Regions from separate parts of the Homo sapiens genome. Here region 2 is linked to region 1. The links are chromatin contacts, found by Hi-C in ENCODE. All regions are on one chromosome and are shown on one strand. Each heading gives the region's core, a stretch centred on a gene start or an enhancer-like site at or near the end of the contact. The rest is flanking DNA. Distances are from core to core; before and after follow the strand shown. Region 1 holds the start of RNF113A (ring finger protein 113A). Region 2 holds the start of TMEM255A (transmembrane protein 255A).

Evidence for each region. A loop is a pair of places that touch in the nucleus more often than their neighbours do. Pooled maps may share reads with other maps.
Region 2: a pooled map shows a loop between it and region 1 (4-fold over the local background). The contact joins the promoter of TMEM255A here to the promoter of RNF113A in region 1. A Hi-C loop is called at or near these places in 2 of 37 single-sample maps with no recorded cell type and 4 of 50 pooled maps.

The regions. Positions count from the first base shown.
Region 1 is chrX:119,869,576-119,875,501 of GRCh38, forward strand. It overlaps RNF113A (ring finger protein 113A), which reads right to left and starts at 2,158. Exons shown (of 1, transcript NM_006978.3): 1 at 900-2,158. The coding sequence starts at 2,038. The coding sequence ends at 1,007. NDUFA1 (NADH:ubiquinone oxidoreductase subunit A1) reads left to right here and starts at 2,257. Exons shown (of 3, transcript NM_004541.4): 1 at 2,257-2,438; 2 at 3,729-3,818. The coding sequence starts at 2,337. RefSeq lists an enhancer at 1,871-2,580.
Region 2 is chrX:120,307,973-120,313,802 of GRCh38, forward strand. It overlaps TMEM255A (transmembrane protein 255A), which reads right to left and starts at 3,489. Exons shown (of 9, transcript NM_001104544.3): 1 at 3,280-3,489. The coding sequence starts at 3,337. RefSeq lists an enhancer at 1,456-1,505.

The DNA.
Region 1 (5,926 bases), core at 908-3,407:
TTTCAGGTAATGGATGATAAAATATTGTTTTTGACCTCTGCAGGTTCACGAGTTCTGTCTACAATAGTAATGTCCAATACAGTGGTCAGACACATTTCAAGTGCTCAATAGCCACCTGGGGCTAGTGTCTGTCACACTGGATAGCTGAGCACAGATACTTTTATCACCCATGGACGTGGGGGTTAACTATAGCTGCTTCCAAGACAGCAAGGGAGCCGGGCTCGGTGGCTCACACCTGTAATCCCAGCACTTTGGGAGGCCAAGGCAGGTGGATCACGAGGCCAGGCGATCGAGACCATCCTGGCTAGTATGGTGAAACCCCGTCTCTACTAAAAATACAAAAAAAAAAAAAAAAAATAGCCGGGTGTGGTGGCATGCGCCTGTAGTCTCAGCTACGCGGGAGGCTGAGGCAGGGGAATCGCTTGAACCGGGGAGGCGGAGGTTGCAGTGAGCTGAGATCGCGCCACTGCACTCTAGCCTGGGCAAGAGAGCGAGACTCCGTCTCAAAAACAAATAAATAAATAAATAACCAAGACAGCAAGGAACATTTCCCATATGTGAAGCCTGTGGTGCTAGCTACCAGTTCCCCAAACACAACCCCTCTCCCCAACACCTTGGCTCGGGTATATTTTGTAGTACAGGCTCCCAAGAGAAAGAATGCATGAAAGTACTTTGTAAACTATTAAGTGATACAGAAATGTGATATAATAAACAGGCTCAGAGGTCTTGCTTTCATCATGGCTTTGGTTACTTCGAGCAAATTATAGCTCTTTTCTCAAACTACTCCCACCCCTATAATTTATGCCAAAGTGTTCTGAAAAGAAACACAGGCAAAATGGTTATCCTAGGGCTAAAAATCCTGATTATACCTACCTTGAAGCTTTTAATCCAGGACCCTACTTCACCACCCGCCTGCTCTGTCACTTTCTCTACAAAGGAAGGACACGAAGTAAGACTTCCAAAAGAACAAAACGTTTATTTTTTAAATTTAAGAATTATGGGAAACCTAAGTAATGGGAATTGCATCCTCATCGGGGTCTTCTGGCAAGTCGGAAGCACCACCCTCTCCTGTAGCTCGATGCTTCTCTAGTTTAGCAATCAATTCTTTCGCTGGATTGAAGACGCCATTGGTCTGCTGGTCACAGACATAGCAGCGCGGGGTGGTGCGGAAATGCTGCAGTGCACAGCTCTCGCAGAAATAATGCCTGCACTTGGTGACAACTGGGTTTTGGAAGCTCTGGCGACAGATGAAACACTTGAATGGTATTTCCTCATCATCGCTTCCCACTTCATAGTTTTCATCCTCATAGACACCATAGCGACCCTCATCAAGCTCACGTTCGATCTGCCACCCATGCTTGTAATCTGAACGGTCATGGAGGAATTTGCAGCTGTCTCCGAAGCCGCAGAAGCCAGTCTCTTTGTAGTCCTTACAGATGTCGGGCTGGTAATCCCAGCGCACGGTGGCACGTAGATGCTCGGGCGCTCGGATGGGGCCCTTCCTCACCATCCCGGAAGAGGCATTGCCCATAGACGTATCCTTGGGCTTCATGTATTTCTGATAATTGTTGATTCCCCGATAGATCTTGTCATCCTCCTTGCCCCTCAGCTCCTCCTGGATCTTCTGGCTGCGCTCAAAGATGGCTTGTGCATCGCGCTCTTTCTCTGTGTCCAGCTCATAGACAGCTGTCGCTCCCATATCCTCTGGTCCCACGGGTTTCGCCGAACGGGTGGATTTATAAACCACGCCGAGACTCTCGGGCTCATTTTCCTCTTCCTCTTCGCTGCTCAAGTCGCCGTAAGCCGCCTTCTGTTTACCACTGTCACGGGTCTTCTGTATCATTGGATTGTGGGTCACCCGCTTCTTTTCCGGTCGAACCACAGTGCAGCCTTCGTCGCTACTGCTGCCGCTTTCTCCGGGCTCTGGGTCGCAGGCCGGGCGCTTTCTGCGTCCAGCAGCCCCTTTCCGCCCAGGCTTTTTGAAAAGGAAGGTGCACACCTGATCCACCGCCTTTCCTGGAGAAAGCTGCTCTGCCATTTTAGAGTCCTGAGCTCCGAAACAGCCGTGGCTGCCTGGGTTGCACTTGGCCCCTGCACGTCACTCCACGTTGCGCGCTCCGCCGGGAGTCGAAGCAAAAGACACTGACGGAAGAGGACTGCGAGAGCCCGAGCGCCCGTCTCTCTTGTGCCCTAGCAGATTCCGTCGCTTCTTCCGGAGCCGTACGTGGCACCGCCCCGCTCGCGGGCGGCCGCGGGGCTTGCTGGGAAGAGAGGCGAAGCCAGGTCACCTTTCAAGGACCCAGAAGTAGGGTTTTGGCCTAGGTAACGGGGCAGAGATGTGGTTCGAGATTCTCCCCGGACTCTCCGTCATGGGCGTGTGCTTGTTGATTCCAGGACTGGCTACTGCGTACATCCACAGGTTCACTAACGGGGGCAAGGTAAGCCGGCTTCGGCCCGGGGGCCGACTCCACGGGCTGATTTCCGAAAAGGGTGGTGGGCAGGGAGACCGTCAGCCTGCGAACCCTCTCTCCGAGGTCGGCCCTCTACTTGCTTCCGGTTGCCTAGAAGCCGAGGCTTGCGAAACGAAGCCCGATAGAAACTACATCCTGCTCTAGTGAAAAACAGCGTTTCTGGGTGTATCAGAGTGGGCCTTAGGGCAGAGTAGCGACGCGGGGGCCGGGAAGGTAGATTAGAAAAGGTGGCTCAAGCCTGAGAATCGCTCACTGCAACCTCCGCCTTCTGGGTTCAAGAGATTCTCCTGGTTGGGCGCGGTGGATCACGCCTGTAATCCCAGCACTTTGGGAGACCGAGGCGAGCGGATCACCTGAGGTCGGGAGTTCGATACCAGCCTGACCAACATGGAGAAACCCCGTCTCTCCTAAAAATACAAAATTAGCTGGGCGTGGTGGCGCATGCCTGTAATCCCAGCTACTCGGGAGGCTGAGGCAGGAGAATCACTTGAACCCAGGAGGCGGAGGTTGCGATGAGCCGAGATCGCGCCACTGCACTCCAGCCTGGGCAACAAGAGCGAAACTCCGTCTCAAAAAAAAATAAATAAAGAAAGAAATTTTCCTGCTTCAGCCTCCCGAGTAGCCGGGACCACGCCTGGCTTTTTTTTTTTTTTTGTAGAGGCGGGGTTTCATCATGTTGGCGAGGCTGGTCTCGAACTTCTGACCTCGGTTGATCCACCCGCCTTGATCTCCCAAAGTGCTGGGATTACAGGCGTGAGCCGCCGCGACCGGCCACCCTTGACTTTTTTATTCCCCACTTTCTCTTGCAAGCCTTTAGGAATTTACTGCGAGATCTTGTTTTTTTACATCAGGATTCATTTTCCCCTCTTCCTAGTCCTTCACATCATCTCAAGAGTACAGGATATAAATTTATTTACTTTTTGATTTTGTTATTGTTCTTCACGTGTGATCTACAGCTGTTGTTTCTTAGTGTCCCAAAAGACAACAACTAGATATTTCTTTTTTTTTTTTTTTAAAAAAAAAGGAAAAAAAATTCATGTTGGTTAAAATAGTGTAAAAAGTCACAGGTACCAACTTAATCCTAAAGTTTAGTGGTCTGATTTTATTTAGGAGATTCTGTTCTTTGTACTACTAATTTGCATTTTTATTTAAACGATGATTCCATTTCTCTGGAATGTCCCTTTTAAAAATTGTAGTATCTATCAATTGGGTCACTCACTTTTATAAACTGCAACAATAATTGTCTCTTATTTGAAGGAAAAAAGGGTTGCTCATTTTGGGTATCACTGGAGTCTGATGGAAAGAGATAGGCGCATCTCTGGAGTTGATCGTTACTATGTGTCAAAGGTAAGATGCCACTCTGATGCCAGCCTTTTGCCAGGGTTGAGGTGGGTTCTGGTAATGCCTTGCCAAGGGTCATACAGTGCTAATATATAACTAGCATTTTCTTATCTACTAGTGAGGTTGGCATCTTTTTACATATTTAATCTTTTATATTTCTTTTTTTTTTTTAGTTTTTCTTCTGTCATATATTTCTTATTCTGTGGATTGTTGCCTATATCCTTTGCCTGTTCCATTGTCTTTTTCTTTTTGAGCTATGGTTCTTTATATATTCTAGACTTTAATTTTTTTGTCTATTTTATATATGACATTTTTCCCAGTCTGCTGTTTGTCTTTTTTACTTTATGATGTTTTTCATCAGGTAGTTCTAAATTTTGATATTCAATGTATCATGTTTTGTTGTTCTGGATTCTAGGTTTTTATGTCTCCCGTACAAAGGCCTTTTCTATCTAAGATTATAAAAATACTTTCAAAAAATAAAATAGAGACAGTCTTGCTGTGTTGCCCAGGCTGGCCCTCAAACTCATAGGCTCAAGTGATCTTCTTGCCTCAGCCTTCGGAGGAGCTGGGACTGCAGGTGTGCCACTATACCTGGCTCATAAAAATACTTTTAAAAAATAATTTCTCCTAATATTGTTAGTTTCTTTAAAAAATTAGTTATTTGGTTACATCTACAGGTCATTTTGGAGTATAATGTGAAAGGAGGATTAACTTTACTTTTTTCCAACAGGTAGCTAGTTATCGCAATTACCCATTTATAGAAGAGTTTAGTAGTCCTAGCTACTCAGAAGGCTGAGGCAGGAGGACAGCTTGAGCCCAGGGGTTTGAGGCTCCAGTGAACTAGGATCGTACCACTGCACTCCAGCCCGGGCGAGAGAATGAGAGCCTGTCTCAAAAAAAAAAAAAAAAAAAACCACCAAGCACCCAATTTATTTTTATTTGTAATACCACTCTGGTAAACTAAATTTCCATGTACACATGGGCCTGTTTCACGGATGTGCTTTTCTATACTCTAGGTCTGCCTATTCCTGCAACAATACTTCATTTAAAGAATTACTATAATTTTATATTTTGATTCAATTATGACATTGCCATTTTTGTAGGTCAAAAACGACCAAGCAGTAGCATTTCATAAGGCTCAACTTAATAGTATATTTTTTGTTTTTCTGTCTTTTTTTTTGTTTTTTGAGACAAGGTCTCACGCTGTCACTCAGTCTGGAGTGCAGTGGTGCAATCTTGGCTCACTGCAACCCCCGCCTCCCGGGTTCAAGCGATTCTTGTGCCTCAGCCTCCTGAGTAGCTGGGATTACAGGCACCTGCCACCATGCCCAGCTAAATTTTTTTTTGTACTTTTTGGTAGAGATGGAGTTTCACCATGTTGGCCAGGCTGGTTTCCTAACTCCTGACCTCAAGTGATCCGCCCACCTCAACCTCCCAAAGTGTTAGGATTACAGGCGTGAGCCCCTACTCCTGGCCCTAATAGTATGTTTTTATATTTTGTAGGAGTAGTTCATTCTCATACTTCTTTTAAAAATGTTTACTTTTTAATATTTTCTCCTTCCTCATTTATTCCTCACAACAAACCTAAGTAAATAGTATTTCCATTTTATAGACAAGGGTCAGAGTGATTAAGTAATATTATAAGGACTCAACCTGGGTGATACACCTCTCAGTAGAGAGGTAGTTGAGAATCTAATCCAATGAACATGATAATAGATATCTACTTATCTGGAGCCATATTTCTCAAAGTATGGTCCAAGAATAACCATCAGAATCACCTAGCATGTGAGACAGAATTAGGATTTCTAAGAGATGGCTCCAAGGAAGATACAGTTTTAACTTCTCTTAAGGCAGTTCTTCCTGTAATAGTAAACCAAATACCTGGACTATGTTATTTAATACCTAGAAGAAGTGTCATCACTGATGAGTCTTTTTTTTTTTTTTTTTTTTTTTTTGAGACGGAGTCTTGCTCTGTCGCCTAGGCCGGAGTGCAGTGGAATGATCTTGGCTCACTGCAAGCTCCACCCACCAGGTTCAAGCAATTCTCCTGCCTCAGCCTCACGAGTAGCTGGGATTACAGGTGCGCTGTAATTTTTGTACTTTTAGTAGAGACA
Region 2 (5,830 bases), core at 2,239-4,738, 440 kb after region 1:
AAAAACAACCAGCTTTTCTCTCATCCGGGTATTCCCCCTGGTCAGAGCCCCCATCTGCATTGCGGTCTTTGAACCTGGGTGCCTCCCTTCCTTTGAAACATGCTCAAAATTCCCCTCCTCCAAAAAGTTTTTCTTGATCAAAATTAATCACTTATTCATGTCCCTAAATTCCCAGGTACCTTACTCAATAAGTATATTAATTGTAACTGGTACCATTACAATTGTAACCGTGGGTCTGGTCCACAACCCATATGATATCTGCCAGTCCCAGGATTGTGTATCTGAGGGAACCAAGATGTGAGTTGCTAGAAGGTAGGATGCTGTCTCTGTTACTTTGTTTTACCTTGCACACGTTCTTGATTATCCTCTCCCAAGAGAGTAGATAAGGTGTATAATCTTTATTGGGCACAGAAAAGTTGGGAACCCAGTATCCTGTCCTGTACACGGTGTTGTTGATGCCTGGCTAGTTCTCTGGGTTGATCTTTTGAACCGATTAGGATTTGCTTACCTGAGTCAGCTTTGCCACACAGGGTGGGTCCCCGGATATCCCAGCCTTGAGTATCCCTAGAAACAAGTGGCTGCCCACACAAGGGCCTCAAGACCCTGCCAATCTCCCAAACATTTCCTTAAAGGCGCTGAAATCCATCCCTCCCCACTTTAGACAGTTCTCTGAATGGAGAACATCCGAGGCCGCCCGCGAATTACAAATGTGTTATTTGGGAGGAAGGAATGCCCTACTGTAGTAGAGGTGCCTTTGCGCCTGGGGGCGGTGTTGCCAAAAGGGAGAAGGGGGTTGCTGGGAGGGGATGGGGGGACACTGGAGTCAAATTACCATCTTCTTAATTGCAAAGCGCCTGCTCCACTCTGAGCCTTGGACGCACTGCTCTATTCCCAGGCAGCCAGCAAGCGTAGAGTGCAGGCACCTTGGTGCAGTGTGTCTGCGTGTTTTAAATTTTATTGTTTTGGTTGCGGTTGTGTCTTGACAATAAAGGGAGTCCCCTCAGAAATGCTGCCCTTGGAGGCTGAAACACTAACCTACCTACCCACTGTCCTCTTCCCCCCACGCAAGGGAAGGTGGTGTTGCCAGAGCTAAGTGGGAGTAGCTCCTAAGTAGCCTAGACGCTGATTCAGGCCCGGACTGTGCGGGACCAGGGCCAGGGAACTCCGGGGAGACTCCCCTGTCCAAACTGTGGAAACCCAGCGTTAGCACTGGACTCAGGAATTTGCCAGTGCCGTCGGTCTGCGGACTTCAAAAAGTGGAATGCGTGGCGCCGGCTCCGCTTCTATCTGGGATTTATGATTCCTTTCCCGCAGTGTGGAGACTGGGCTGGGCGAAGCCCACTCAGCTGTTTGTTGCGCAGACCTTTCGAGAAACACAAGATCGCTGAGGGCCCCTGGGAGCCCAAGAAAGAAAGCTCTTCATCTTGTTCCCCAACCCACAGAGCAGTGCGCCAAGTAGCGACTCTTTAAGCCCTGGGCCACCAACCAGCCCACTCCCCGAAGGCAGACGGGCCCGGGGCGCTGTGGCTTGATTTGCAGGTGGTTAGGTGGTTGTCGTCCGCAGCGGGAATGGACGCTGCGGAACCCCAGCACTCTTCCACTCTGCCCTCCCTCGCGAAGCGCAACAGCTTGGCGTCGGGGAGCCAGGGCTGCGTTGTTGGCGCCACAGCTGGCCAAGGTAAGCAGTGCATTCCCACCTCTCTGTCTCTCTCTCTCTCGCTCTCGCTGTCGCTCTCTCTCGCTCTCGCGCTCTCTCTCTCTCCCTCTCCCTCTGTATGTGTGTGCGCGTGGTGTGTGTGTTGGAGAAAGAGTGCGCGCGCGCGAGCTGGGAGTAAGGGGGAGTCTGGTACTGCTGGGCTCGGGATTCGGACCAAGTCCTTGGCCTCATTTGTACCCCGTTGTAAATAACTACGCCCTTAAAAATGAAAAAGCAAATTCTTATACTGAATATGCAAAACCATTGAGGATACGGATCTTTCCACCATCCAGGAGATAACACTTTCTGGGGCCCCTCCGGTGAACGAGTTTTGTTGACACTGAGTCTTCTGCGGGCAGTAGGGAGATTATATAGGGGGTTCGATCTTCTCCCTGCCCCCTCCACTCGAGATGTTCCCGCAAATTCATCGGAGAAGACCTGAGCAGACTGATGGCAGGAACTGCGGGACAGAGGGATTTTGCAGAATGTAAAGTATGTTGGAAAGAGAGAATTCGATTTGATTGAAGTGTATCCGAGGCGAATTTTAAAAGATTAGGTGGGATCATGATTTTACAATCCCCTCCCGCTCTCCAGGGCTCCAAATTAATTTCTCCGCCCAGTGAAATCACAGGGCTTGGGAAGGTGCCTAACAGCTGAGGGGGACTGGGTTTGTTTTTTTTTGTAACTACCAAAAAGCAGCTTCGAGGGGCAGCCAAGTTGGTGCCCGAAGGTAGCTGTCCCCCAGTTTCTATAAGGAAAGGAGTCGAAGGGTGCCCCTCCCCCTCCATTCCGCCCTGCGAGGAAAAGCGCGACTTCAGAAGATGCGCGGGCTCGCGCTGGATGTTTCTTTCTCGCGCTCTCACTCCTGCCCCTGACTCCCTTTTCACACTCATGCACATTCCGTGCATTTGGAGCAGAGTAACAATCAAATTCAAAGAATGTTGATCCCGCCGCTGCAGAGGGCAGGGCTGGGCTGTCTTGAGTGATTCCTCAGGAATTCCCCTCCCCTCATCCCCCCCTTTCTTCTCACCCCCGCCCATCCCCCAGAGTTGCGCAACCCGCCCCCCCCCCCCAATCAGCGAGGTGCAAGTCAGGCCCCCACCCAACTGCATCTCTAAATTTCAGGGCAGCTTCAAGAGAGTTGGGAGGGGGCGAGGACCCTGCTTCTAATTGTCGTTAGTCGTGAGCTCTTAGAAGTGACCAGGACTTTGCAAAGAGGGAGTGTCGAATGGAAAGCGAAGGCGCAGGTTGCAGGGAAGTGTTTTGATCCTCAGATTGCTGGGATTTACCACCGACTGCAAGTCTGTAGACACACGCACACAAACAGGCACACACCCGCACTCCGGGGCAGAGATACTCCGACGCAAGCTTGGCGCTCCGATCTCCGCACGTCGCTCCCGCTGCAGCCAGGCCGCTCCCCTGGGACTCTGGTCCACCACCCAGACGCTGGGGCGCGAAGACCACCCCATCCATGCCCCGTTTCCCGCTCTCCGGCTTTTGGGGCAGCTGGGGCGTTCACAGTCCAGAGGCCAGGGCACTCAACCCCTGCTGCCGCCGCCCGAAGGAAGGGCCGCTAGACTTACCCATGGAATCGGGCAGGGACATGTCGCTGGACCGCTGCTGAGTCAGGGACTGATGCATGGTGAAAACTGCCCGGTTGCCCCAGTCCCCGAAGCTGCTTCAAGCGCCCCCGGCTCTGGGCGCCCCGCAGAGCATCCTACTCCGCGGTTGCCTCTCTCGGTCCTTCCGAGAGCTGAGAGACACTGCCTCTGGTTGCGAGCTGCAGCCCAAGTGCCGCCTCCCCCTCCCTTCCACTCTTCTCCCTCCCTCCTCTTCTGCCTCCCTCTGCTCTGGGAGGCAGCAGCATTGGCGGTCCGTGCAGCCGCGTGCGCTTGCGCAAGACCCCCCCCCTCCTCCCTCCCCCTCAGTCTCCCCATCCTAGTTATCCACCTCCCAGCCTTCCAAGCCAGACAGGGAGCAGTTTTAGCCCCTTGGGGCCAGGGCTGCGCAGAGAAAGAGGGGGAGGCTTCAGTATGAAGCCAACCAACCTTCTCTATAGTTGGACAGGGTCTTGGGTAATTATCCTGTTCTAGGATTTATAACTGGGGAGGGGGTCAGAGTCAGAGGTTCAGAGCTGAGGAACACACACACACACACACACACACACACACACACTTGAGCAGGTCTGGTCTTAGTGCTTCCAGAATGACATAATGGAGCTGGAGATGATCCAGAGAAGGGCCACTCTATAATCAAAGGGATGGTGTGTGTGGGGCGGGGGGAGGGTGGTGGCTGACATATGAAGATAGATTAAACAAACGCAGACTCTTTAGTCTAGAACGATGAAGGCTGGGAAGTGATGTGACCAGAGTGTATAAAATTATGCAGAGACGGAGAGAAGGAGCACAGCCTTATTCACCAGACCTGAGAATTCTAGAACCAACAGCCCCCAATCTTTAGCTAGAAAATTCAGCTAAAGTATAACTCTGCACCAGAACCCCAGTTTGTACTGTTCAAGTGCTTTTATAACAAGGATCTCATTTTATCATCATAGCAGCCATGCAAGGGAGGAAGAGGAGTTATCAATAACCCCATTATGCAGAGGAGGAAACTGAATCTCAGAGAAGGGAAGAAAATATCCTGTGCCCACTCAGCTAGTAAGTGGCAGAAGTGAGAGCTAGAACCTAGATCTGTTGGACTCCAAGGTGAGTGTTCTTGCTATGGCGACTGAAAAGAACTATTATTCTCTATAGCAAATGGAAAACCTAAGGAATTCATTAGCTCCAAAAGATGCAGCAAGATGAAAATGCAAGTAGCTTTGGAAAGAGTGAAAGTAAAGTCATGGCTGACAGATCCACTGTGGATTACTAAGGGAAACTGGGGATGAGGTGGGAATGTCATTGATCTTGGAAGACAGCCAAATCCTTCTCGAACCTATCCTTTTGGACCCCATTAGGATATTGGGCTTGAAGCACCTTGTGGTTGGACCAAAAGGTGGTTTGAATGTTCTCAAAACAACTGCAGATCAGGATGAGGCCTCCTTGGAGTGCCCCCAAGACATCTATCTGGTGGCCAGGGGAGGTGGAGGGTGAGGAAGCGGGTAACAGTGGACTCCACCTCCCTCTGGGAACAGCCCTGGAAGCCTAACATAGCTAAGAGAATATACCTATTTGGAGGTGCCCATACTGTCCCATTGAGGAGCTCCCAGGCTCTGCTTGCCAGGTCTCCTTCCAACCACCTCCTTCTGATGGTTGCTGCAATCCTTTCTCCATGTTCCCCGAAAAACCCAAACCAAATCAAGTATAAAACTATTCTAAGAGTCAATGGGATGAAGAAGAGTACTTGGCTCTTTCCAGATCTGCCTTGCTAATCTACTGTAAAGCTTTGTTTTTCTTATCCAGGAAATGGGACTGAAGGCCCTTGCCCTTTCCCATCTTCTGAAGGAAGAAAATATGTTTCTTGAAGATTAAAAAGGAAGCCCTTTGTAAAGAACTTGGGCACCCCAGGGGCCACGTTGAATGCTGTGTCAGGTATTATTAGCAACCCTACACTATACATGTGGTTTAGAAATCTGTGATATATGTCCTAGATAGAGACAAGATGCCTACTATTGTAGATGTGTGTGTCTTAAGCCTGCTTAGCTTGTGTCAGGGTCTCTATAAGCTCCACAAAGGCAGAGAGAAATCCTGTATTTATACTTCTGCAATGATTGTCTTTGAGTCCTGTTTACTTATCTCTTTCTCCTCTCATTCTAAATATCTCATACTTAATGTGGAGGACTCCTGCAACCAGCACTGATTTCTCAGGAGTGCTTGCTAATTAACATATTTCGTTTCTGTGAAAGTAGCCTGAAAGAAAAGAGGTTTTTATACAGGCTCTAAAGACTATATGACACCTTCTTTAGAGATTCTTGGCTCCCCTATAGCAATCACACAGCAAGAGATCCCTAAAGAAGCCAAATAGAAACTTGTTACCATGCTGGTTTTGATGGACAGATTGAGGGCTTTTCAATTCAGAGAGAAACACACTACCCACCAAATGATGCAGAGGGCATATGTAATTTGACCTTTATAATCCCAAAGACACAAACTAGTGAGGTACCTTTAATGGGAGTGAGGTTTGCTTTCTCAACAT